2 separate regions of the Homo sapiens genome follow, and region 2 is linked to region 1. A link is an interaction called in ENCODE POLR2A ChIA-PET data of the cell type or tissue named here. Cell type or tissue: OCI-LY7. All regions are shown on one strand. Links, peaks and the distances in the headings refer to the core of each region. The heading gives the core; the rest is flanking DNA. Region 1 has its middle 30 kb from the start of ERGIC3. Region 2 overlaps NFS1 (NFS1 cysteine desulfurase).

Region 1 (12,652 bases), core at 3,089-7,088:
TCTTGAATGAGTGTTTCCTGGGACACACAATTCAAGGGTGATAGTTATTTTTCTCTCAGTGCTTTGAAGATATTATTCTATTTTTCTTCCAGCACTTTTGGTTGCTGTAGAGAAGTTGATGGGCTGACTGTCATTCCATTGTGGTAATCTGTACTTTCTCTATGATGATCTTTACATCTTTTTAATTTAGAGATTGGGTCTTGTTCTGTTGCCCAGGCTGGTCTCGAGAACTCCTGGCATCAAGCAGTCCTCCCACCTCAGCCTTCTGAGTAGCTGGGGTTACAGGCATGAGCCACTGTGCCAACTTGATTTTTTTTTGGTATTTATATTTTCCATAGCACTTATGCTTTCTTCTTTTTTTTTTTTTTTTTTTTCCCTGAGACAGAGTCTCGCTCTGTTGCCCAGGTTGGAATGCAATGGCATGATCTCGGCTCACTGCAACCTCTACCTCCCAGGTTCAAGGGATTCTCCTGCCTCAGCCTCCCGAGTAGCTGGGATTACAGGCACATGCCACCACACCTGGCTAATTTTTGTATTATTAGTAGAGAACGGATTTCACCATGCTGGCCAGGCTGGTCTCAAACTCCTGACCTCAGGTGATCCGCCTGGCTCAGCCTCCCAAAGTGCTGGGATTACAGGCGTGAGTTATCACGCCTGGCCACACTTATGCCTCTCTAACGCACTGAAACATTTACTTATTTTGTTAATGTTTGTTTCTCCTACTAGAATGCAGTCTTCATAAAGGCAAAGCTTTTTTTCTCCTTGTGATTACATATTAATTTTATTCTTTGAAATCTCTTTCTTCTCTTGTCCTGTCCAAATCCTACTTAGAGATACTCAGTCAAGCCTTAATTTCCTGTGCTGGCTCGGCTCAGTGGTTCATGGCTATAATCCTAGTACTTTGGGAGGCTAAGACAGGCAGGAGCTCAGGAGTTCGAGACCAGCTTGGGCAACATGGTGAAATCCTGTCTCTACTAAAAAATAGAAAAAATTAGCTGGGTGTGGTGGCATGCGCCTGTAGTCCCAGCTACTTGTGGGGGCTGAGGTGGGAGGATCGCTTGAGCCTGGGAGGTCAAGGCTGCAGGGAGCCGTGATCATGCCACTGCACCCCACCCTGGGCAACAGAGTGAGACCCTGTCTCAAAAAAAAAAAAACCCGCGAATTTACTGCAGAGACAGTAATAAAGGAGTATGGTAGTGGCATAAACATAGATCAGTAGAATAGAACTGAGAGTCCAGAAAGAAATCCACATATCTATGGTCAATTGATCTTCAACAAGGGTACCTAGACCATTCAATGGGAAAAGAACCATCTCTCCAACAGATGGAGCTGAGACAACTGGACAGTCACATACAAAAGTATGAGGTCAGACCCTCACCTCACACTAGATACAAAAACTAACCCCAAATGGATCACAGACTTAAACATGAGAGTCAAAACTCAAACTCACAGCAGAAAACAGGCAAAAGTCTTCATGACCTTGGATTTTGCAAAGGTTTCTTAGCTATAACCAAAAAGCACAGTCAATAAAAGAAATAAAAATAGACTTCATCAAAATTAAAATCTCTTTTGCTTTAAAGGACACTATCAATAGAGTGAAAAGACAACGTAGAAAGTGAGAAAATATTTGCAAGCCATATAAAAATCTAGTAGCCAGAATATACAAAGAACTCCTACAACTCAACAACAAAACAACAATCTAATTTTAAAACGGACAAAGGACTTTAGACATGTCTCCAAGATATACAAAGTTCTAAAAACCACATGAAGACTGTTCAGTGTCATTAGGAAACAAATCAAAACCACAATTAGATACCACTTTATACCCACTAAGATGATCTTAATTTTTTCTTTTTCTTTTTTTTTTTTTTTTGAGTCAGAGACTCGCTCTGTCACCCAGGCTGGAGCGCAGTGGCGCGGTCTCGGCTCACTGCAACCTCTGACTCCAGGGTTCAAGCGATTCTCCTGCCTCAGCCTCCTGAGTAGCTGAGATTACAGGCGCCTGCCACCACGCCCGGCTAATTTTTTGTATTTTTAGTAGAGACTGGGTTTCACCATGTTGGCCAGGCTGGTCTCGAACTCCTGACCTCGTGATCCGCCCACCTCAGCCTCCCAAGGTGCTGGGATTACAAGCATGAGCCACTGCGCCTGGCCTGACATTCATTTTTTTAAAAGGACAATAAAGGCTAGGAGCAGTGGCTCATGCCTGTAATCCCTGCACTTTAGGAGGCCTAGGCGGGTGGATCACCTGAGGTCAGGAGTTTGAGACCAGCCTGGCCAACATGGCGAAACCCTGTCTCTACTAAAAATATAAAAATCAGCCAGGCGTGGTGGCGAGCGCCTGTAATTCCAGCTACTTGGGAGGCTGGGGCAGGAGAATCGCTTGAGCCCAGGAGGAAAGGGTTGCAGTGAGCCAAGATAGCACCACTACACTCCAGCCTGGGTGACAGAGCGAGACTCTGTCTCAAAAAAAAAAAAAAAAAAAAAGAAAATGTAAGTTATATTCTGGCACTCCTTTGCTCAGAACCTTCCTATGGCTTCCCATGTAATTCAGAATAAAGTGAATAACAAAACCCAACATGATCTGCTTTCTCTGCCCATCACTGCTCCATTTCCTCTGAAGCCTTAATTCCTAAAACCTGTTCATTTATCCTGCCTGCTACGGCCACAAGGGGCCCCTTGTTGTTTGTCACACACGAGTCATGGTTCTACCTGATGGCCTCTGTACCAGCTGTTCTGCCTGGAATGCTTTCTCCCTCAGGTAGCCACCTGGATAACTCCTTGGCCCCCTCCTAGTGTGTATTTAAGAGACAGGGTCTCTCTCTGTCACCCAGGCTGAACTGCAGTGGTGGCATCACAGCTCACTATAGCCTCAACCTCCCAAGCTCAAACAATCCTCCCATCTCAGCCTTCCTAGTAGCTGGGACTACAGGTGGAAGCCACTGTGCCCAACTCTAGTATTTGTTTAAATAACACTTTCTCAGCCGGGCATGGTGGCTCATTCCTGTAATCCAGCATTTTGTAGTTCGAGACCAGCCTGGGCAACATAGCAAGACCTCGTCTCTACCAAAAAAAAAAAAAAAGTCTTATTGAGGTCTATCAACTCCGACCATCCATTTGCAACCCACCCCCAGCACTCCCCCATCCCTTTATCCTGACATATTTTCTCCACAGCACTTATAATTTTCTAACATATAAATAAGATATATAACTTTTTTTTGTTTTGAGATGGAGTTTCGCTCTTGTCGCCCAGGCTGGAGTGCAGTGGTGTGGTCTCAGCTCACTGCAACCTCTGCCTCCTGGGTTAAAGCAATTCTCCTTCCTCAGCCTCTTGAGTAGCTGGGACTACAGGCATGTGCCACCAGGCCTGGCTAATTTTTGTATTTTTAGTAGAGACGGGTTTTGTATGTTTAGTAGAGACAGGAGTTCGGGCTGATCTCGAACTCCTGACCTCAGGTGATCTGCCCCCTCCTCAGACTCCCAAAGTGCTGGGATTACAGGCGTGAGCCACCATGCCCAGCCCGTAAGCTATATAATTTACTTATTGATTATGGTTATTGTTCATCTCTTTTCACTAGAATGTAAAGTTCACGAGGGCACTGATTTTCATCTGTTTTACTCACTGCTTTTTATCACCAGTACCCAGAACACTGCCTAGTACCTCATAAAAAATGCAAGAAAGGCCGGGCACGGTGGCTCACACCTCTAATCCCAGCACTTTGGGAGGCCAAGGCGGGCAGATCACCTGAGGTCGGGAGTTTGAGACCAGCCTGACCAACATGGAGAAACCCTGTCTCTACTAAAAATACAAAATTAGCTGGGTGTGGTGGTGCATGCCTGTAAACCCCAGCTTGAGGCAGGAGAATCGCTTGAACCCAGGAGGCGGAGGTTGCAGTGAGCCGAAATTGCGCCATTGCACTCCAGCCTGGGCAACAAGAGCGAAACTCCGTCTCAAAAAAAAAAAAAAAAGAAAAAAAAATGCAAGAAATACCTGTGGAATAAATGTTTGTGAGTGAAACTGGCCTAGAATTATACTTTCTCATGTCATTCTTCTCAGGTTTTGCATCAACATTATGCCACCCTCATGGAATTAACTGGGGTATTTCTTTTTATATTCTCTGAAATGGTTTGTGTAAGATTAAAATTGTTTCATCCATAACTGGTGGAAACTGCTGCTGAGACCATTTGGTCTGGAGTTTCTGACACAATTTCTTTTAATACTTATAGTACTATTCAGGTTTTCTGGCCAGGTATGGTGGCTCATGGCTGTAATCCCAGCACTTTGGGAAGCCGAGGTGGGTGGATCACTTGAGGCCAGGAGTTCAAGACCAGCCTGGCCAACATGGCAAAACCCTGTCTCTACTAAAAAATAGAAAAATCAGCCAGGCGTGGATGCAGGCACCTGTAATCCCAGCTACTCAGGTAGCTGAGGCAGGAGAATTGCTTGAACCTAGGAGGTGGAGGATGCAGTAAGCCAAGATTGCACCACTGCACTCCAGCCTGGGCGACAGAGCAAGACTATCTCAAAAATAAGTAAGTTTTCTTCCTTTTTTTCTGGCACACTGCATCCTCAGTGGCTCAAGCAATCCTCCCACCTCAGCCTCCTGAGTAGCTGGGACAACAAGCAGGAACCACCACGTCCAGGTAATTTTTATTTTGTTTTTATTTTTTATTTTTTTTTTTGAGACAGAGTCTAGCTCTGTCGCCCAGGTTGGAGTGCAGTGGCATGATCTCAGCTCACTGCAACTTCTGCCTCCCAGGTTCAAGCAATTCTCGTGCCTCAGCCTCCCTAGTAGCTGGGACTACGCACATGCCACCATGCCCTGCTAATTTCTGTATTTTTAGTAGAGCATTGGGGTCTTACCATGGTGGCCAGGCTGGTCTCAAACTCCTGACCTCAGGTAATCTGCCCACCTTGGCCTCCCAAAGTGCTGGGATTACAGAGGTGAGCCACTGCACCTGGCCTAACTTTTAAATTTTTTTGTAGAGATAGGGTCTCAGCCGGGCACAGTGGCTCATGCCCGTAATCCCAGCACTTTGGGGGGCCAAGGGGGGGGCGCGGATCATGAGGTCAAGAGTTCAAGACCAGCCTGACCAACATGGAGAAACCCTGTCTCTACTAAAAATACAAAAAATTAGCTGGATGTGGTGGCAGGCGCCTGTAATCCCAGCCACTCGGGAGGCTGAGGCAAGAGAATTGCTTGAACCCAGGAGGCGGAGGTTGCAGTGAGCCGAGACTGTGCCACAGCACTCCAGCTGGGGCAACAGAGTGAGACTGTGTCTAAAGAAGAAAAAAAAAGTGGACGTTGTAGTGAAGGGATTGGGAGGAGATTCGTGGATGTAATGAAGATACAGCTTAGACTACAGGCTGTATCTATTTTACAGGGGAGAGCCAAAGGATAAGACAGCTGGGAGGAGCTCTCCTGGGGTTAAAACAAATATCAAACACTAACCTCAGAAAGTATTCATTGGAAAGAGCCACCATTTGATTAGATTTATTTGTAGAGGATTTTATGCTCCCAGGATACTACTGCAAATGACAGAGCAATAAGTAGAGCTTAACTGGGTGTGGTCAGGGAAAAGAATGCAAGAGGGCCCTACCAGTACCACTGTCATCCTAGGGTGACAGTGGTATATCCAAAGCTGCACCTGCCAGAGTAGCAACATCAGTGATCTAACACAGGGGATGGGAAATAGACTTTGCTAAAATAATCCAGCCAGTCACTAAACAAATAAACAAGCAAATAACAAGAAACCTCAGTACCCAGAGTTGCTATCATATATTATCTAAATGCTGTTTCCAACAAAAAATTATGAGGCCTGCAAAGAAATAGAAAAATTATTTTTCCATCCACCCCCCAAAAAATGCCCGTGAGAGCAACACAATGTTGAACTTAACAGGAAAGTATGTATGTGTGTGTGTGTGTATGTATGTATGTATGTATGTATGTATCTATCTATCTATCTATCTATATATATATATATATATATTTTTTTTTTTTTTTTTTTTTTTTTTTTGAGACGGAGTCTTGCTCTGTCGCCCAGGCCGGAGTGCAGTGGCACAATCTCGGCTCACTACAAGCTCCGCCTCCTGGGTTCAGGCCATTCTCCCGCCTCAGCCTCCCGAGTAGCTGGGACTACAGTGCCCACCAGCATGCCCAGCTAATTTTTTGTATTTTTAGTAGAGATGGGGTTTCACCATGTTAGCCAGGATGGTCTCGATCTCCTGACCTCATGATCTGCCTGCCTCGGCCTCCCAAGTGCTGGGATTACAGGCGTGAGCCACTGCGCCCGGCCGACTGGAAAGTATTTCAAAGTAGCCAGTGTAAACATGTTCACAGAACTGAAGGCAAGCTTGATTAGAGAAGTAAAGGAAGGTATGATGATAACGTTGCATCAAATAGAGAATATCAATAAAGAGATATACATTTTTTTTTTTGTTTTTGAGAGAATCTCACTCTGTCACCCAGGCTCGAGTGCAGTGGTGTGATCTCAGCTCACTGCAACTTCTGCCTCCCAGGTTCAAGCAATTCTCCTGCCTCAGCCTCCCAAGTAGCTGGGACTACTGGCACATGCCACCACACCCAGCTAATTTTTTGTATTTTTTTTAGTAGAGACGGGGTTTCACCGTGTTAGCCAGGATGGTCTCGTCTCCTGACCTCATGATCCACCCGCCTCAGCCCCCCAAAGTGCTGGGATTACAGGCATGAGCCACCACACCCAGCCAAGCCATACATTTTTTTAAAAAGAACCAAATGAAAATTCTTGAGTTGAAAAGTACAATAACTAAAATTTAAAATTCACTAGAGAGGCTCAATAGTAGATTTGAACAGAAGAAAGAATTGGCAAACTTGAAGCTAGATCAAAAGCGATTATGTAAGCTGAAGAACAGAGAGAAAAGAGAAAAAAGAAAAATGAAATAGAGCCTCAAACAAATGTGGAACACCATTAAGTACACCAACACACGTATAATGGGAGCATTAGGAGGAGACAGAGAGCTGGGTGCAGTGGCTCACGCCTGTAATGAGGCAGGCGGATCATTTGAGGTCAAAACTTTGAGACCAGCCTGGCCAACATGGTGAATGAAACCCCATCTCTAAAATTAGCCAGGCATGGTGGTGTGTGCCTATAGTCCCAGCTATTCCGGAGGCTGAGGTGGGAGAATCACTTGAACCCAGGAGGTGGAGGTTGCAGTGAGCTGAGATTGTGCCATTGCAGTCCAGCCTGGGCAACAAGAGTAAGACTCCATCTCAAAACAACAACAAAAAAAGAAGGCAGGCTGGGCACGGTGGCTCACACCTGTAATCCCAGCACTTTGGGAGGCCCAGGCGGGCGGATCACCGGAGGTCGGGAGTTTGAGACCAGCCTGACCAACATGGAGAAACTCTGTCTCTACTAAAAATACAAAATTAGCAGGATATGGTGGCACATGCCTGCAGTCCCAGCTGCTTGGGAAGCTGAGGCAGGAGAATCCTTTGAACCTGGGAGGCAGAGGTTGCAGTGAGCCAAGACAGTGCCATTGCACTCCAACCTGGGCAACAAGAGCGAAACTCCGTCTCAAAAAAAAAAAAAAAAAAGAGCTAGAGAGAGAGAAAAGAAGAAAAAAGAAAGTCTGAATATCCAATACTATCATTACTTTTGTTGTTGTTGAGACAGAATCTTGCTCTTGTTGCCCAGGCTGGAGTGCAATGGCACAATCCTGGCTCACTGCAACCCCCACCTCCCAGGTTCAAGCAATTCTCCTGCCTCAGCCTCCCAAGTAGCTGGGATTACAGGTGCCTGACACCACACCCAGCTAATTTTTGTATTTTTAATAGAGACAGGGTTTCACCATGTTGGCCAGGCTGGTCTTGGACCCCTGGCCTCAGACTCCCAAAGTGCTGGGATTACAGGCGAAAGCCACTGTGCCCAGCCTCATTACTTATTCTGTTGCCCCAATTTTTCAAGTCTTAACCATTAGGAGCTCCTTCAGGTTGGCTCCTGTGTTCATTCTTTCATCAAGCCCCCATCCTTTTTTGAGCACTTCCTTACTCCTGCCCCACAAGATGCTCCAGATTTGACTTATATTTTCCCAGTCCTAGTCCTGGAATCAACTCCAAGGAGTCCTTAATCCTTTTATTAAATAATGGTTTTTAGAAACCAAAATCTGGGCACCTGGTTTGCTCACTGCTACTAGGATGTTGTTGATTCTAGGCCTTCTCAGCAAACGGAGATAGCAAACATGAATAACATAATCCACATATATATACACATATCTATATTTCTGTATCTTTCCATCTGTGTATATTTAAAAACATGAGTTTATACAGATACTTCTGTTTCTGATCTAATACCACAGCATTCATTTAATCCCCTTTCCTTATCTGTAACTTCTTTCTCCAACAGTAAGAAACCTGGTTCTCATTATCTACAATATAGTTTACTTATTCATGTATACCAGTATACACATAATATAGTTTCAGAATTGCTAACACATACTTCTAACTAGATGACAGCATTTATGTTCAGCTCTCTTTATCTTTAGTTTAGTTGGTTTTTTGTTTTGTTTTTGTTTTTTGTGACAAGCTCTCTCCCTGTCATCCAAGCTGGAGTGCAGTGGCACAAGCTTGGCTCACTGCAACCTCCTCCTCCCAGCTTCAAACAATGCTCCTGCCTCAGCCTCCAAAACAGCTGGGACTACAGGCACGTGCCACCATGCCCAGCTAATTTTTGTATTTTTAGTAGAGACGGGGTTCACCCTGTTAGCCAGGCTGGTCTCAAACTCCTGACCCTCAGGCGATCCACCCAATTTAGGCAATCCACCTGCCTCAGCCTCCTGAAGTGCTGGCATTACAGGCATGAGCCACCACACCCAGCCACATCCAGCTAGTTTTTTAATCTTTTGTAGAGATGGAGTCTCACTTTGTTGCCCAGGCTGGTCTTGACCTCCTGGGCTAAAGTGATCCTCCTGTCTTGGCCTCCCAAAGTGCTGGGATTACAGGTGTGAGCCACTGCACCAGGCCCATCTAGAGTTTTATAGAGCCCTGTCAAATTACTGTTTTCCAGAGTTACTTGGTTTTGTTCTTCACTTCCTTCAGTGTGGTTATATTGTTCATTTGTAATACAGTGAGGGTCATTTGTTAGTGTTTGTATTCCATGTTAGGTTTCCTCAACACTGTGATTGCTTTTAATTTTCTGTCTATTGTAGGGGCATGTGAAACACTGCTACAGTTCTAAGAGTCAGAGGTATACAAAAAGATCTACTTTGAGAAGTGTCATTTTTGTCCTCATTCTCGCAACCCTGACCCCTTTCCCCCTTTCGTTCCATCCCTTTGCCACTCACTTTCTTTTTTGTTTTTTTTTTTTGGAGACGGAGTCTCGCTCCGTCACCCAGGCTGGAGCGTGGTGGCGCAATCTTGGCTTACTGCAACCTCCGCCTCCTGGGTTCAAGTGATTCTCCTGCCTCAGCCTCCCGAGTAGCTGGGACTACAAGCATGAGCCACTATGCTCAGCTAATTTTTGTATTTTTAGTAGAGATGGGGTTTCACCATGTTGGTTGGCCAGAATGGTCTCGATCTCTTGACCTCGTGATCCACCCGCCTCGGCCTCCCAAAGTGCTGGGATTACAGGCGTGAGCCACCACAACCGGCTCCGAGATATCTTTAAGAATACTTCAAGGCCCTGCTGAACTCAGTATGAAAACTGCACCAATGGACAAAGTTGGACAAAGGTATTTGGTAACAAGCCTTCTGAAGCCTGAGATTCAGCCCTGTTCTCATCCTAGAATTATACGTGCCATTCTACAGGACTAGAACTACAAACAGGGGTCAGGAGACCAACTCCCAATTCTGGTTCTGCCATGAACATGCTTTATAACCCTAGGGGATCTCCTAAATTTGTGGATTCAATTTCTCACCTGAAAAATGAAGAACTTGAACTCTGTGATCACGAGGTTCCTCCCAAAGCCTTCCTTCTGTAGGTTTTGTGTACATTACCTTAGCTATAGTTGGAGGCGTGCCAGGGCTATGGAGACTCACCTTTACAACATACACTCTGACCAGGAGCTTGATGGGCCGGTTCTGTGGGATCCCCCGGGAGATCTGGGGCTCAGAGAACAACACTGCCTCTGATTCAGGGTAAATGAGGAAGGAGCCCTGAGTTGGGGGGAGACAGAAAAAGCTCTGGTAAGATAATTGTCCTCCTGAATCCCCACCTGGGCTCCCTGGTTCCGCTTTCCTTCCCCAAATGTACCTTGAACTTGCCCACAAGGTGTCCAGATCCTTCCTCTTCTCCACCTCCATCCTGGCCCCCTTGCCCTCGGTACAGAGGAAACACATTCAGCCAGTCTTCAAAGTGGTTAAATTCTTCCTTCAGGGACCTGTTGTAGATCTAAAAGGCAAGGACTTCAGCAACAGCCCGATGTCCAGAATCCAAAGGAGACTTTCCTCTTCCCAGTACCCAGTCACCTTCAGGGTGGCAACTGCTTTTTTTGGGGACACAGTGCCTTTGACTTCAGCCTCACCCTGGTCTTGGATCTCCCCAACCATAGAAATGAGGTTGACCCCATCTGGAAACAGCAAAAATGCCCCAGTCAGAAATATCTGGGTGGGTAGGGGATGGGCAGATGGAACCAGAGCAAAAAGCCCAATCTGTTACCTGAATCTCCAGGATCATCCATTTCATCTTCATCAAAGTTGTGCTGAAATTAAAGAGCAGATCCAGAGATTCTTCCCCATCCCCTTCAACCCCTTAGTCTACCCCCTTTTCCAGGAGAGTTGGGAAACCTTCACTCAAGTTCCCACTGTGTATGCCACTTGCATTTTTAAAGCTCCAATTTATCATCCAGCCTGCCCTGTCTAGGGCAGTCACCACCAGCCACACGTGGCTACTGAGCAGTCAAAACGTGGCTAGTCTGAATTGCAATGTGCTGTAAGTGGCCAGGCTTGGTGGCTCATGCCTGGAATCCCAACACTTTGGGAGACTGAGGTGACTACTTGAGGCCAGGAGTTCGAGATCAGGCTGAACAACACAGTGAGAACCTGTCTCTATGAAATAAATGCTTTTTAATTTTTATTTATTTATTTTTGAGACAGACTCTTGCTGTGTAGCCCAGGTTGGAGTGTATTGGTGTGAACATGGCTCACTGTAGCCTCAACCTCCGAGGCTCAAGTGATCCTCCCACCTCAACCTCTTGAGTCGCTGGGGCCACCGGCGTGTACCACCATGCACAGCTACTTGTTTTCATTTTTAGTAGAGATGGTGTCTCACCATGTTCCCCAGACTGTTCTCAAACTCCTGGCTTCGAGTGATCCTCCCACCTCAGACTCCCAAAGTGCTGGGATTACCGGCATGAAACACCACACCCAGGAAAAAAAAAGTTTGTAATTAGCTGAGTGTAGTGGTATGTACTTATGGTCCTAGCTACTGGGGAGGCTGAGGTGGGAAGATCACTTGAACCCAGGAGTTTGAGACCAGTCTGGATAACAGATAAAGACCCCATCTCTAAAAATAAAAAGAAAAGAAAGAAAAAGATGTGCGATAAGTATAAAATAAAAACCGGATTTTTAAATACTTAGTACAAAAAACAAGAATGTAAAATATCTCAGAAATTTTATGATTACTTGTTGAAGTTTTTTTTTTTTTTTTTTTTTTTTTTGAGAGACAGAGTTTCACTCTGTCACCCAGGCTGGAGCACAGTCTCGGCTCACTGTAACCTCCACCTCCCAGGTTCAAGCGATTCTCCTGCCTCAGCCTCCAGAATAGCTGGGATTAACAGGTGCCCAGCACCACGCCCGGCTAATTTTTGTATTTTTAGTAGAGACGGGGTTTCGCCATGTTGGCCAGGCTGGTCTCGAACTCCTGACCTCAAGTGATCTGCCTGCCTCAGCCTCCCAAAGTGCTGGGATTACAGGCATGAGCCACTGTGCCCAGCCTTGAAATGGTATTTTGAATATATTACTAAAATTAATTTCACCTGTTTCGTTTTACTTTTTTTTTTTTTTTTTTTTTTGAGAGGGAGTCTCGTTCTGTCGCCCAGGCTGGAGTGCAGTGGCGCAATCTCGGCTCACTGCAAGGTCCGCCTCCCAGGTTCACACCATTCTCCTGCCTCAGCCTCCTGAGTAGGTGGGACTACAGGCACCCGCCACCATGCCCCGCTAATATTTTTTGTATTTTTAGTAGAGACGGGGTTTCACCATGTTAGCCAGGATGGTCTCAATCTCCTGACCTCGTGATCCACCCGCCTTGGCCTCCCAAAGCGCTGGGATTACAGGCGTGAGCCACCGCGCCTGGCCCCTTCTACTTTAATGTGGCTACTACAAAAGTTAAAATTACGTATGTGGCTCGTGTTATGTCTTTTGGACAACACAGCTCTAGATAATGGAGTTAATAATCCCCAGCTTCTAGAATTGTGAAGAAAAGAGGACTATAATGAAGAGCTCTGAAAAACTGTAGAGCTCCACCTTCAATGAGATCATTCTTGTTTTTTGTTTGTTTTTTGAGACGGAGTCTCACTGTCACCCAGGCTGTTGTGCAATGGCATGATCTCAGCTCACAGGAGCCTCTGCCTCTGGGTTCAAGTGATTCTCCTGCGTCAGCCTCCTGAGTAGCTGGGACTACAGGTGCGCGCCGCCATGCCTAGCTAAGATATCATTCTTTTTACCATTTACACCCC
Region 2 (12,652 bases), core at 4,448-8,447, 110 kb after region 1:
TATCATCTCCACACTGGGAAGTTTAATAGCCTGTATGACTCTTCTAAGTGGCCCTGCCGCAGGCCCTGTCTATGCCGTCCAGCTCACCTCCCTGAGGATAAGGCAACGTCCTTCAGTGCCATCAGCAGACTTTCCCCTTCCACATATGCAAAGGAGAGGTTGATACAGCCTGGAGGAAAGAAATACTGTGAGAGAGGTCTCAGAGTCTCAGCCTCTACCAGAATGAGGATAGAAAGAGCAAGTCCATACCGGGATAATGGTGCTTAGGGTCCCCATTCATCACCACATCTGGAAGGCTCTTCATTATATTCTGTATCAGCCGCTCTGACAACTTTGAGATTCGCTTGTGGTCATACTAAGGAGCAGGCAAGGAAGGATTAGGCAGTAACCATTAACCAGCTCAGAAAGACAGTTTGAGAAGCCCTTCTCCTATAACTGGAAGTGACTATGTATCAGCCCCACCTATCATCCTATGTACTCATGGGGACCACTGTATCTCCAGTACTGAGCATAGTGCCTGGTATGCAAAAGGCGCTTGATAACTGGACACAGGGTTCATTTACTTATCCAGAAATAAATGAGCTGATAACTACTAAAAGGCCATGGGTTTTGAAGCCCATAATGTCTCCCTCAGAACAAGGTGCCAGCAGCACCAGGACAAGGAAGAGTTTTCTTAAGCCCTCTCTCCCTGCAGAGATCTGCCTCAGTCATGCTGAGAAGCCTCTAAATAGGAGACCCAGCACAGGGGAAGAAGTTGTGGGAGGGAACTGCTCTCCCCATACCTCCATCTCTTGCTGTGCCACCTCACACGCAGCCCCCAGCCCCACCACTAAGGGTGTGGGCACTGTCCCAGACCGCATACCCCGCTCCTGCCCCCCTCCACTCTGCAGGGCCTCCACACGCACACGGGGCCGGCGACGGATGTAGATGGCACCAACCCCTGGGAAACAAAATTTGTTACAAAAAACAGAAAGAGAGAAAAGTAGATAAAACAAAATATTTCTTTCCAAAGGGATCAAAATATTACTTCAACTTTTCTGTAAGCATGAAATTTTTCTAAATAAAAAACGTTAAGGAAAAGAAGAAACAGCAGTAAAAGCATAGTATTTAGTAAAATATTTAACATCTGGAAGATAAATGCCAGAAGGAGTAATGATCAAAATGGTTTAAAGTAGCTCCCTATGCTATATGAAATGCCATCATACATTACAGTATTATTCATAATAGCAAAAATACTGGGAACAACTTAGATGTCCATCATCAGGGTAATGGTCAAATAGATTATGGCATGTCCATACAATGAAATACCAAGCAGGTGTATAAAAGAATGAGGGGGCCGGGTGTGGTGGTTCACGCCTATAATCCCAACTGTGGGAGGTCAAGGCGGGCGGATCACCTGAGATCAGAAGTTAGAAACCAGCCTGGTCAACATGGTGAAACCCTCTCTCTACTAAAAATACAAAGATTAGCCAAGCGTGGTAGCAGGCACATGTAATCCCAGCTACTCAGGAGGCTGAGACATGAGATGAACCCAGGTGGTAGAGGTTGCAGTGAGCTGAGATCAAGCCACTGCACTCCAGCCTGAGTGATGGAGCAAGACTCTGTCTCCCAAAAAAAAAAAAAAAAAAAAGAAGAAGCTTGTTCTGAACTGACACCATAAAATCTCCAAGATACATTGTTACAAAACTGGTGAAATCCAAAAAAAAGTCTGTACTTTAGCTTGAAAAAACAAAGATGTATTGGCCGGGCGCAGTGGCTCACGCCTGTAATACCAGCACTTTGGGAGGCTGAGGTGGGTGGATCACCTGAGTTCGGGAGTTTGAGACCAGCCTGACCAACATGGAGAAACCCCTTCTCCACTAAAAATACAAAATTAGCCAGGCATGGTGGCACATGCCTGTAATCCCAGCTACTAGGGAGGCTGAGGCAGAAGAATTGCTTGAACTCGGGAAGCAGAGGTTGCAGTGAGCTGAGATGGCACCATTGCACTCCAGCCTGGGCAACAAGAGCAAAACTCCGTCTAAAAAAAAAAAATGTATTATGGGCTGGACACGGTGGCTCACACCTGTAATCCCAGTGCTTTGGGCAGCCGAGGCGGACAGATCATGAAATCAGGAGTTCGAGACCAGCCTGACCAACATGGTGAAACCCCGTAATTATTAAAAATACAAAAATTAGCTGGGCGTGGTGGCACGCACCTGTAATCCCAGCTACTCAGGAGGCTGAGGCAGGAGAATCGCCTGAACTTGGGAGCCACAGGTTGCAGTGAGCCAAGATTGTGCCACTGCACTCCAGCCTAGTGACAGAGCAAGACTCTGTCTAAAAAAAAAAAGATGTACCATTAGGTGAAAAATGAAAGATTGAAACAGTGAGTACAGTATGCTATCATCTGGATAAAAAAGAAAGCTGGAGGAGAAGTATATATTTGTTTGTAAACACATAGGATAATTGTAGAAAAACCCAAGAAATTGCCTCCCAATAACCAGAGAAAATCAGAAAAAAAAAAAAAAAAAAAAAAAAAAACCAAGAAAGAAATTACCTCCCCAGAAGGGAACTGCATAGCTGGAGGTCAGAGGTGAGAGGCAGACTTTTGTCTGTGCCTTTTTTTTCCCTTTTTTTTTGAGACAAGAGTCTTGCTCTGTTGCCCAGACTGGAGTGCAATGGCACGGTCTCAGCTCACCGCAACCTCCACCTTCCCGGTTAAAGTGATTCACCTGCCTCAGCCTCCTGATTAGCTGGGATTACAGGCACCCGCCACCACGCATGGCTAATTTTTGTATTTTTAGTACAGACGGGGTTTCACCATGTTGGACAGGCTGGTCTCAAATTCCTGGCCTCATGATCTGCCCGCCTCGGCCTCCCAAAGTGCTGCAATTACAGGCGTGTGCCACTGCACCTGGCTGTCTGTGCACTTTTTTGTAGCTTTTGAATTTTGAATCACATGAATATTACTTTTTCAAAATAAAATTTAAATTTAAAAACAATTTGGTGGAGCACGGTGGCTCATGACTACAATCCCAGCATTCTGGGAGGCCAAGGAAGGAGAATCACTTGAGACCAGAAGTTTGGGACCAGCCTGAGAAACACAGTGAGACCCCGTGTCTACAAAAAAAAAAATTAAAACTTAGCTGGGCATGGTGGCATGCACTTATAGTCCCAGCTACTCTGGAGGCTAAGGCAGGAGGATCACTTGAGCCTAGGAGGTCGAGGCTGCAGTGAGCTATGATCGTGCCACTCACTCCACTCCAGGCTGGGCAACAGACTGAGACCTTGACTCAAAAAAACAAAAAACTTAAAAATGCGTATAACCTGTGACTAAACAAGCCGAATTACAGAAATTTTGTGCCAAAATATGAGCATGAGCATGCAAAGTTATTCACCAAGTAATCAGGGCTTCTGAATAGAATTGGCACTTGACAGTTCTCCCACACAGAAAAACTGTTTATGCTGAGAATGGAGGTACTATAAAAATTAAGGCAGTGGTTTCCAAATCGATTATGAAGGACACCAGATTTTAAATAATAAGCTGGGTGCAGTGGGTCATGCCTGTAATCCCAGCACTTTGGGAGACTGAGGCGGGAGGGTTGCTTGAGGTCAGGAATTCAAGCCTGAGTAACATAGTGAAACCTCTATCTCTACAAAAACTGTTTTAAAAATTAGCCAGGCATTGGGCCGGGCACGGGATTACGCCTGTAATTCCGGCACTTTGGGAGGCCAAGGGTGGGTGGATCACCTGAGGTCAGGAGTTCGAGACCAGCCTGGCCAACATAGTGAAACCCTGTCTCTACTAAAAATACAAAAATTAGGCCGGGTGTGGTGGCTCACACCTGTATTCCCAGCACCTTGGGAGGCCGAGGCGGGCAGATCATGAGGTCAGGAGATCAAAACCATCCTGGCTAACACAGTGAAACCCCGTCTCTACAAAAATACAAAAAAAAAAAAATTAGCCGGGCGTGGTGGCAAGCGCCTGTAGTCCCAGCTGCTTGGGACGCTGAGGCAGGAGAATGTCGTGAACCCTGGAGGCGGAGCTTGCAGTGAGCCAAGATCACGCCACTGTACTCCAGGCTGGGTGACAGAGCGAGACTCCGTCTCAAAAAATAAAATAAAATACAAAAATTAGCCAGGCGTGGTGGCAGGCACCTGTAATCCCAGCTACTTGGGAGGCTGAGGCAGGAGAATCGCTTGAACCCGGGAGGCGGAGGTTGCAGTGAGCCGAGATCTCACCATTGCACTCCAGCCTGGGGGACAAGAGCGAGACTTTGTCTCAAAAAAAAAAAAAAAAAAAATTAGCCAGGCATGGCCGGGCACAGTGGGCCTATAATCCCAGCTACTCAGGAGGATGAGAGAGGAGAATCCCTTCAACCTGGGAGGCAGAGGTTGCAGCGAGCCGAGATCACACCACTGCACTCCAGCCTGGGCGTCAGAGTAAGACTTTGTCTCAAAAAAAAAAATTAGGCGTGTTGGTGCACACCTGTAGTGCTAGTTACTGGTGAGGCTGGGGTAGGAGGGTTGCTTGAGCCCAGGAGATTGAAGCTGTGGCAAGGTAGGATAGCACCACTGCACTCCAGCCTGAGCAACAGAGTGAGACCTTGTCCCTATAAAACAAATGAATAAAATAATGTATTAAACTGTATTTATTAAGAATTATTTCATTTCTCCATTTAAAAAAATTCAAGAATCTTATACTATCTGAGTCTAAACAGTTCCCAAATTCAAACAGCAAGTGCTCAAATACCATGTCTGAACAGTGAAGAATGCCACATTATCTAAATCTATTTAGATTCTGGACTTGGAAAGCAGGAGGTTGGATAATGAGGGACACCTGTACACATGTAAGTGTTGATCAGAGCTTCTGATCAATGAGTTCATTGGTTTTTTGTTTTTAAAATTTTTGTGAGTACACAGGAGGTATATATATTATGGAGTTCATGAGATTTTTTTTGTTTTTGAGAGGGAGTCTCGCCTGTCGCCCAGGCAGTGGTGTGATCTCGGCTCACTGCAACCTCTGGCTCCTGGGTTCAAACGATTCTCCTGCCTCAGTCTCCTGAGTAGCTGGGATTAAAGGCACATGCCACCACACCCGGCTAATTTTTTTATTTTTAGTAGAGACGGGGGTTCACCATGTTGATCAGGCTGGTCTTGAACTCCTGACCTCGTGATCCGCCCGCCTTGGCTTCCCAAAGTGCTGGGATTACAGGTGTAAGCCACCGTGCCCAGCCCATGAGATGTTTTAATACAGGCATATAATGTGAAATAGGCACATGATGAAGAATGGGGTATCCAGCCTGAGTTCATTGGTTTTTATCAAAAAGACTTATCTACAATAAAAGCCAATAAAAGCAACATTTTATTAAAAGACAGAACGCTTACTGGGCTTTTTGAAATAATAACTCACAAAAAACACTCTACAACCTCTGGGAACCCTTAGAAGACGCCATCTTCCATAATTCCAGAAGCTATTACACCTACTTCCACAAGGTATACACCCAGATAACACACCCTGCAGACATAAAAAGGGTACCAGCACAGACATCAACCCAAAAAAGGCCCTCACTTGAGAAAGAGGAGTTATATTTTATATTTATATTTTATGGTTACCTTCACAAAACAGAGGACAACAGTCTATTCCCAAGGGTTAAGGGAAAGAGGCATAACTCAAGCTTGAACACATTCCAATAGGACCATAGGGAACAAACATGTATCCTTGAGAGACTAACAGGATAACAGACTATGAAGTCTTCTAAGAATAAACACAAAGATAGCTGGGCTTGGTGGCTCACATCTATAATCCCAGCACTTTGGGAGGCCGAGACGGGCGGATCACGAGGTCAGGAGATCAAGACCATCCTGGCTAACATGGTGAAACCCCGTCTCTACTAAAAATACAAAAAAATTAGCCGGGCGTAGTGGCAGGCGCCTGTAGTCCCAGCTACTCGGCAGGCTGAGGCAGAAGAATGGCGTGAACCAGGGAGGTGGAGCTTGCAGTGAACCGAGATGGCGCCACTGCACTCCAGCCTGGGCGACTGAGCGAGACTCCGTCTCAAGAAAAAAAAAAAGAACACAAAGAGATGTCAAATCCCATGCAATCTTCCCCTGAGCTATAGCAAGACACTGGGAATGAGGGACTCAAATAGTTGCTCTGCACATCATAGTGGGGAAAACAAGATAGCTGGGCCTATCTAGATAAATTTGATTTGACAAAACCCATTTTTCCTCAACCAAATTAAGATCTACATGCTTGCTAAGGATTTGTTAAAGAGAGCAAGAAAGAATGGCCTGATGTATAGTAACTGCTAAGGTCTACAAACAAGCAAGTGTTTCTGGCTATTGCTAAATGACATTTGCATTCTACAAGGGACTCTGAATGTACAACTTCCTCTGAGAGCAACAGTAGTCCCAAATGACTGTGACAAACATCTATCAAAGGTCTTGCTGGAAGGTACAGAGAGAAGGAACTCTAGAAGGGGCTGGTACCTTTGGGACCGTAGATTTTGTGACCACTAATGCTCATGAGATCAATTTTCATGTCATTGACATCAAGTGGGATTTTTCCAACAGCCTGGGCTGCATCAGTATGGAAATATACCTTTCTGGAACTGCAAATCCGCCCTGAGGAAACAGAGGGGAAGACCCACAGCACAATGTTGGAAAGTCATCTGTCAGAGTCCCACAGTGCACTGTGAATTATCTCCAATAGTAAATGACCTGTAAATATTAAACTCCTCCCCTCCCTCCTTCTACCCCTTCTCCTTCCTCTTTTCCTTCCCTCCTCCCCCTTCCCCCTTCCTCCCTCTCTGTGTCTCAGTAGCTTCCCTTCTTTAGAATAAAAAAGATGAAGGGCAAAGCACCAGATCGAAACACTCGTGATATTCTTATGCATACAATTCTCACCACCTCATTAACACCAGCCTTTCAAAATGTCAGATTACTTTCTAGATCCCTTTTGATTAAAAAACAAACAAAACAAAATAAAAAAAAAAAAACAAGATTAACAGATCTTTGTGCTAATGTGCCTAAAGAAATTACAGGGCGATCTCTATGTGGGGAGAATAGAGATGTTCTAAAAGGAAAAAGAGTAGCAGGCTTTTTTGTTTTGTGGTTGGTTTTGGCAGCAACTGCAATAAAATTAAAAACCATAAAAGGTGCTAGACCTGGCCGGGAGCAGTGGCTCACGCCTGTAATCCCAGCACTTTGGGAGGCCAAGGCAGACGGATCACCTGAGGTTAGGAGTTCAAGACCAGCCTGGCCAACATGGCAAAACCTCATCTCTACTAAAAATACAAAAATTAGCCAGGCATAGTGGTACACACCTGTAGTCCCAGCTACTCAAGAGGCTGAGGCGGTAGGATCATTTGAACCCAGAGTGAGGAGGTTGCAGGGAGCTGAGATCACACCACTGCACTCCAGCCTAGGTGACAGAGTGATACTCTGTCTCAATGAAAAAAAAAATGGTAATAGACCTGGATTCAAATACTGCCTATGACACTTCCAATGTCCTTGAACAAAGTACTTAGGCTTTCCCTTGATTTCCTAACTACACTCCATAGAGTATTACAGCTCTCAGTATACTACCTCATACAGAGCCCCATGGTGGGCAGGGATCAGGGATAAGCCATGATACTCACCTATTTCTGCAATAGGCTGCTTCACTCCAATCTCATTGTTCACAGTCATGACTGACACCAGGCTAGTATCTGGCTGGATAGCAGCCTCTAGTTCCTAGGGATATGCAGGAGTAAGGTGACTAGATAGTACAAACAAAGTCCTCCTAAATCAGAATATAGGCAAACTTAGTCATGAAAAGGAGTCTTATACTACATACCTATCTGAATAGTTAACTAAAAACAGTGACAACACAAAATGTTGGTGAGGATGCACAGACTCTGAATGGTTCATACATTGTTAGTGGGAATGTAAATATCACAGCCACTTTGGAAAACAGTTTGACAGTTTCTGTTTCTCATCAAACTAAACATGAAATTACCATAGAACCCAGTAACTGTACACTTGGGCATTTATCCCAGAGAAATGAAAATTAAATTCACAAAACATCTTACACAAATGTTCACAATAACTTTATTCGTAATACCAAAAACCTAGAAACTACCCAGATTCCTTCAACAGACGATTTTCGTACATCCATAACATGGACTACTACTTATCAATCAAAAGGAACAAACTACTGGCACACGCAGCAGTGAATGAATTCCCAAAGACTTATGATTAGTGAAAAAAGCCAATAAAGGCCGGGCGCAATGGCTCACGCCTGTAATCCCAGCACTTTGGGAGGCTGAGGTTGGTGGGTGTCCTGAGATCGGAAGTTCGAGACCAGCCTGGCGAACAAGGAGAAACCCTGTCTCTACTAAAAATACAAAAATTAGCTGGGCCTGGTGGCACACACCTGTAGCCCCAGCCACTTCGGAGGTTGAGGCAGGAGAAATGCTTAAATCCAGGTTGCAGTAAGCTGAGATTGCACCACTGCAATCCAGCCTGGGTGACAGAGTGAGACTCTGCCTCAAAAAAAAAAAAAGAAAGGCCAGGTATGGTGGCTCACGCCTGTAATCCCAGCACTTTGGGAGGCTGAGGCAGGCGGATCGCAAGGTCAGGAGATCAAGACCATCCTGGCTAACACAGTGAAACCCTGTCTCTACTAAAAATACAAAAAATTAGCTGGGTGTGGTGGCAGGCACCGGTAGTCCCAGCTACTTGGGAGACTGAGGCAGGGGAATGGCGTGAACCTGGGAGGCGGAGCTTGCAGTGAGCGGAGATCACACCACTGCACTCCAGCCTGGGCAACAGAACAAGATTCCATCTCAAAAAACAAAACAAAACAAAACAAAAAAACAAAAACAAAAATAAAAAAGCCAATCCCAGAAGGTTACATACTGTATGATTCCATCCACATGACAGTATGAAATGACAAAATTAAAGAAACTGCCAGCCGGGTGTGGTGGCTCACGAATGTAATCCCAGGACTTTGGGAGGCGGAGGCGGGTGGATCAGAAGGTCAGAAGTTCAAGACCAGCCTGGCCAAGATGGTGAAACCCCGTCTCTACTAAAAATACAAAAATTAGCCGGGCGCAGTGGCAGGCACCTGTAATCCCAGCTACTTGAGAGGCTGAGGCAGGAGAATCGCTTGAACCCGGGGGGCAGAGGTTGCAGTGAGCTGAGATCAAGCCACTGCACTCCAGCCTGGGCAACAGAGTGAGACTCCGTCTCAAAAAAATTTAAAAAAAGGCCAGGCACGGTGGCTCACACCTGTAATCCAAGCACTTTGGGAGGCTGAGGCGGGCGTATCACAAAGTCAAGAGATCGAGACCATCCTGGCTAACATGGTGAAACCTTGTCTCTACTAAAAATACAAAACATTAGCCAGGCATGGTGGCACGCGCCCTGTAGTCCCAAGCTACTAGGGAGGCTGAGGCAGGAGAATCGCTTGAACCTGGGAGGCAGAGGTTGCAGTGAGCCGAGATTGCACCACTGCACTCCATGCACTCCAGCCTGGGCAACAGAGTGAGACTCCATCTCAAAAAAAAAAAAAAAAAAAAAAGAAAGAAAGAAATTGCTGGGTATGGTGGCTCACACCTGGGTATGGTGGCTCACGCCTGTAATCCCAGCACTTCGGCAGATCACCTGAGGTCAGGAGTTCGAGACCAGCCTGGCCAACATGGTGAAAGCACTGCTCTACTAAAAATACAAAAATACCTGGGCATGGCGGCAGGTGCCTGTAATCCCAGCTACTCGGGAGGCTGAGGTAGGAGAATTGCTTGACCTCGGGAGGCAGAGGTTGCAGTGAGCCAACACTGTGCCATTGCACTCCAGCTGGGGCGACCAGAGCAAAACTCTGTCTCAAAAATAAAATAGGCTGTGTGTGGTGACTCACGCCTGTAATCCCAGCACTTTGGGAGGCCGAGGCGGGCGGATCACAAGGTCAGGAGAGCGAGACCATACTGCCTAACACAGTGAAACCCCATCTCTAAAAATACAAAAAATTAGCCAGGCGTGGTGGCGGGCGCCTATAGTTCCAGCTACTTGGGGAAGGGGCTGAGGCAGGAGAATGGCGTGAACCTGGGAGGCGGAGGTTGCAGTGAGCAGAGATCGCGCCACTGCACTCCAGCCTGGGAGACAGAGCAAGACTCCATCTCAAATAAATAAAATAAAATAAAATAAAATAAAATAAAATAAAATAAAATAAAATAAAATAAGGGCCGGGCATGGTGGCTCACGCCTGGAATCCCAGCACTTTGGAAGGCTGAAATAGGTGGATCATTTGAGGTCAGGAGTTTGGACCAGCCCAGCCAACATGGTGAAACCCTGTCTCTACTAAAAATACAAAAATCAGTGGAGCATGGTGGCAGACACCTGTAATCCAAGCTACTTAGGAGGCTGAGGCAGGAGAATCATTTGAACCCAGGTGGCAGAGGTTGCAATGAGCCAAGTTCACACCACTGCACTCCAGCCTGTGTGACAGAGCAAGACTCCCATCTCAATAAAAAATAAATAAAAAATAAATAAATATAGCTGGGGATGGTGGCTCATACCTACAATCCTAGCACTTTGGGAGGCTGAGGTCAGAGGACAGCTTGAGCCAAGGAGTTTGAGACCAGCCTTGCAACATAGGGAGACCCTGTCTCTTTTTTCTTCAGATGGAGTCTTGCTCTGTTTCCCAAGGTGGAGTGCAGTGGCGGGGTCTCACTCACTGCAACCTCCGCCTCCCAGGTTCAAGTGGTTCTCCTACCTCAGCCTCCTGAGTAGCCGAGATTATGGGCAGACACCACCACACCCGGCTAATTTTTGTATTTTTAGTAGAGACGGGGTTTTACCATGTTGGCCAGGCTAGTCTCGAACTCCTGACTTCAGGTGATCCACCCACCTTGGCCCCCAAAGTGCTGGGATTATAGGCATGAGCCACAGCACCTGGCCAAGGGAGACCCTGTCTCTACAAAAAGAAAAAAGAAAAAAATTAGCTGGGCATCATAGCCTGCGCCTATAGTTCCAGCTACTCAGGAAGGAGGCTGAGGTGGGAGGATCATTTGAGCCTAGGAGGTCAAGGCTGCTGTAAGCCTTGGTGGTTCCAGAGCAAGTTCCTCTCTCATTCATAAATAAATATATAGCCAGGTGTGGTGGCACACATCTCTAGTTCTAGCTGCTTAGGATGCATAGGCACAAGAATCGCTTGAACTTAGAAGGCGGAGACTGCAGTGAGCCGAGGTCATGTCACTGCACTCCAGCCTGGGCAACAGAGCAAGACCATGTCTCATAAAAAAAAATTATATATTATATATATAAAATATTTTATATATATATATATAGCAGCCGGGCGCAGTGGCTCACGCCTGTAATCCCAGCATTTTGAGAGGCCGAGACAGGCGGATCACCTGAGGTCAGGCACTTGAGACCAGCCTGACCAACATGGTGAAACCCCATCTCTACTAAAAATACAAAATTAGCCAGGTGTGGTAGCGCATGCCTATAATCCCAGCTACTGAGGAGGCTAAGTCAGGAGAATTGCTTGAACCCGGGAGGCGGAGGTTGCGATGAGCTGAGATCGCGCCACTGCACTCCAGCCTGGGCAACAAGAGCGAAATTCAGTACCCCCCCGCAAAAAAAAAAAAAAAAGAAACACAGGGGTAAAACTCCATGACCTTGGATTTCAAAATGAATTCTTTCTTTATTTTTTTTTTGAGATGGAGTCTTGCTTTTGTCACCCAGGCTAGAGTGCAATGGCACGATCTCGGCTCACTGCAACCTCCGCCTCCTGGGTTCAAGCAATTCTGCTGCCTCACCCTCCCAAGTAGCTGGGATTACAGGCGCCCTCAACCACACCCGGCTAATTTTTGTATTTTTTAGTAGAGACGGGGTTTCACCATGTTGGCCAGGCTGGTCTTGAACTTCTGACCTCAGATGAACTGGTCACCTCGGCCTCCAACTCCCGACCTCAGGTGATCCGCCTCCCAAAGTGCTGGGATTACAGCTACTCAGAAGGCTGAGGCAGGAAAATCGCTTGAACCCGGGAGGCGGAGGTTGTGGTGAGCAGAGAGCATGCCATTGCACTCCAGCCTGGGCAATAAGAGCGAAACTCCATCTCAAAAAAAAAAAAAAAAAAAAGTGCAAATGACAAAAGAAAAATACATAGCTTTCTTTTATGAAGTGATGAAAATGTCCTGGAATATGACAGTGATGATTGTTGGAAACTGTGAATACATTAAAAGCCAGTGAATTGTATAATTTCAAAAGATGAATGTTATGGTATGTGAATTACATCAGAAATTTCTAAGTGCTTAAAAAGGCACCATGTAAAGAACTCTGAATATCAGGCAAAATGAAGTTATAATTCATGTCAAAGGAAATGGGAAATCTCTCAAGATTTTTGAGTAAAGTGAGAAAAGGCCAAATAAGTACTTTAGAAATAAAGTCTGATGAGGATGTGCAGGACACACTGGAAGGTTGTTGCTAAAGGTGTGGGCAGCAAGCCACCCAGGTGCCGAGGCAAGAGACCAAGGGCACGAGCTGTTCCAGTATAATAAAATATATAAAATAAGAATAGTTATACTAGATATAGATCTTAGATATGATTATATATGAATATCATTAATCATTAGTTTGTAGTGATTACTCTTTATTCTAATATTATAATAATCCTCGCTCTACA

What was found. Peaks named below come from ENCODE experiments on the same cell type or tissue, not always from the same donor. Only the 100,000 strongest peaks of a DNase experiment are listed, where the experiment ranks them.
Region 2: POLR2A ChIA-PET joins it to region 1 with 9 read pairs; 3 of 35 experiments call an interaction of 5 or more read pairs at or near these places.

Annotation. Positions count from the first base shown.
Region 1 is chr20:35,566,151-35,578,802 of GRCh38, forward strand. It overlaps the pseudogene FER1L4. Among named protein-coding and RNA genes, the nearest start is that of ERGIC3, 30 kb to the left of the region's middle. RefSeq lists a silencer at 10,856-11,018. In OCI-LY7, for the core only: no CTCF peak of the experiment used is centred there; no DNase peak of the experiment used is centred there.
Region 2 is chr20:35,674,263-35,686,914 of GRCh38, forward strand. It overlaps NFS1 (NFS1 cysteine desulfurase), which reads right to left. Exons shown (of 13, transcript NM_021100.5): 6 at 7,626-7,719; 7 at 6,475-6,609; 8 at 783-940; 9 at 250-355; 10 at 88-169. Among named protein-coding and RNA genes, the nearest start is that of RBM12, 16 kb to the left of the region's middle. In OCI-LY7, for the core only: no CTCF peak of the experiment used is centred there; no DNase peak of the experiment used is centred there; H3K27ac peaks cover 391 bases.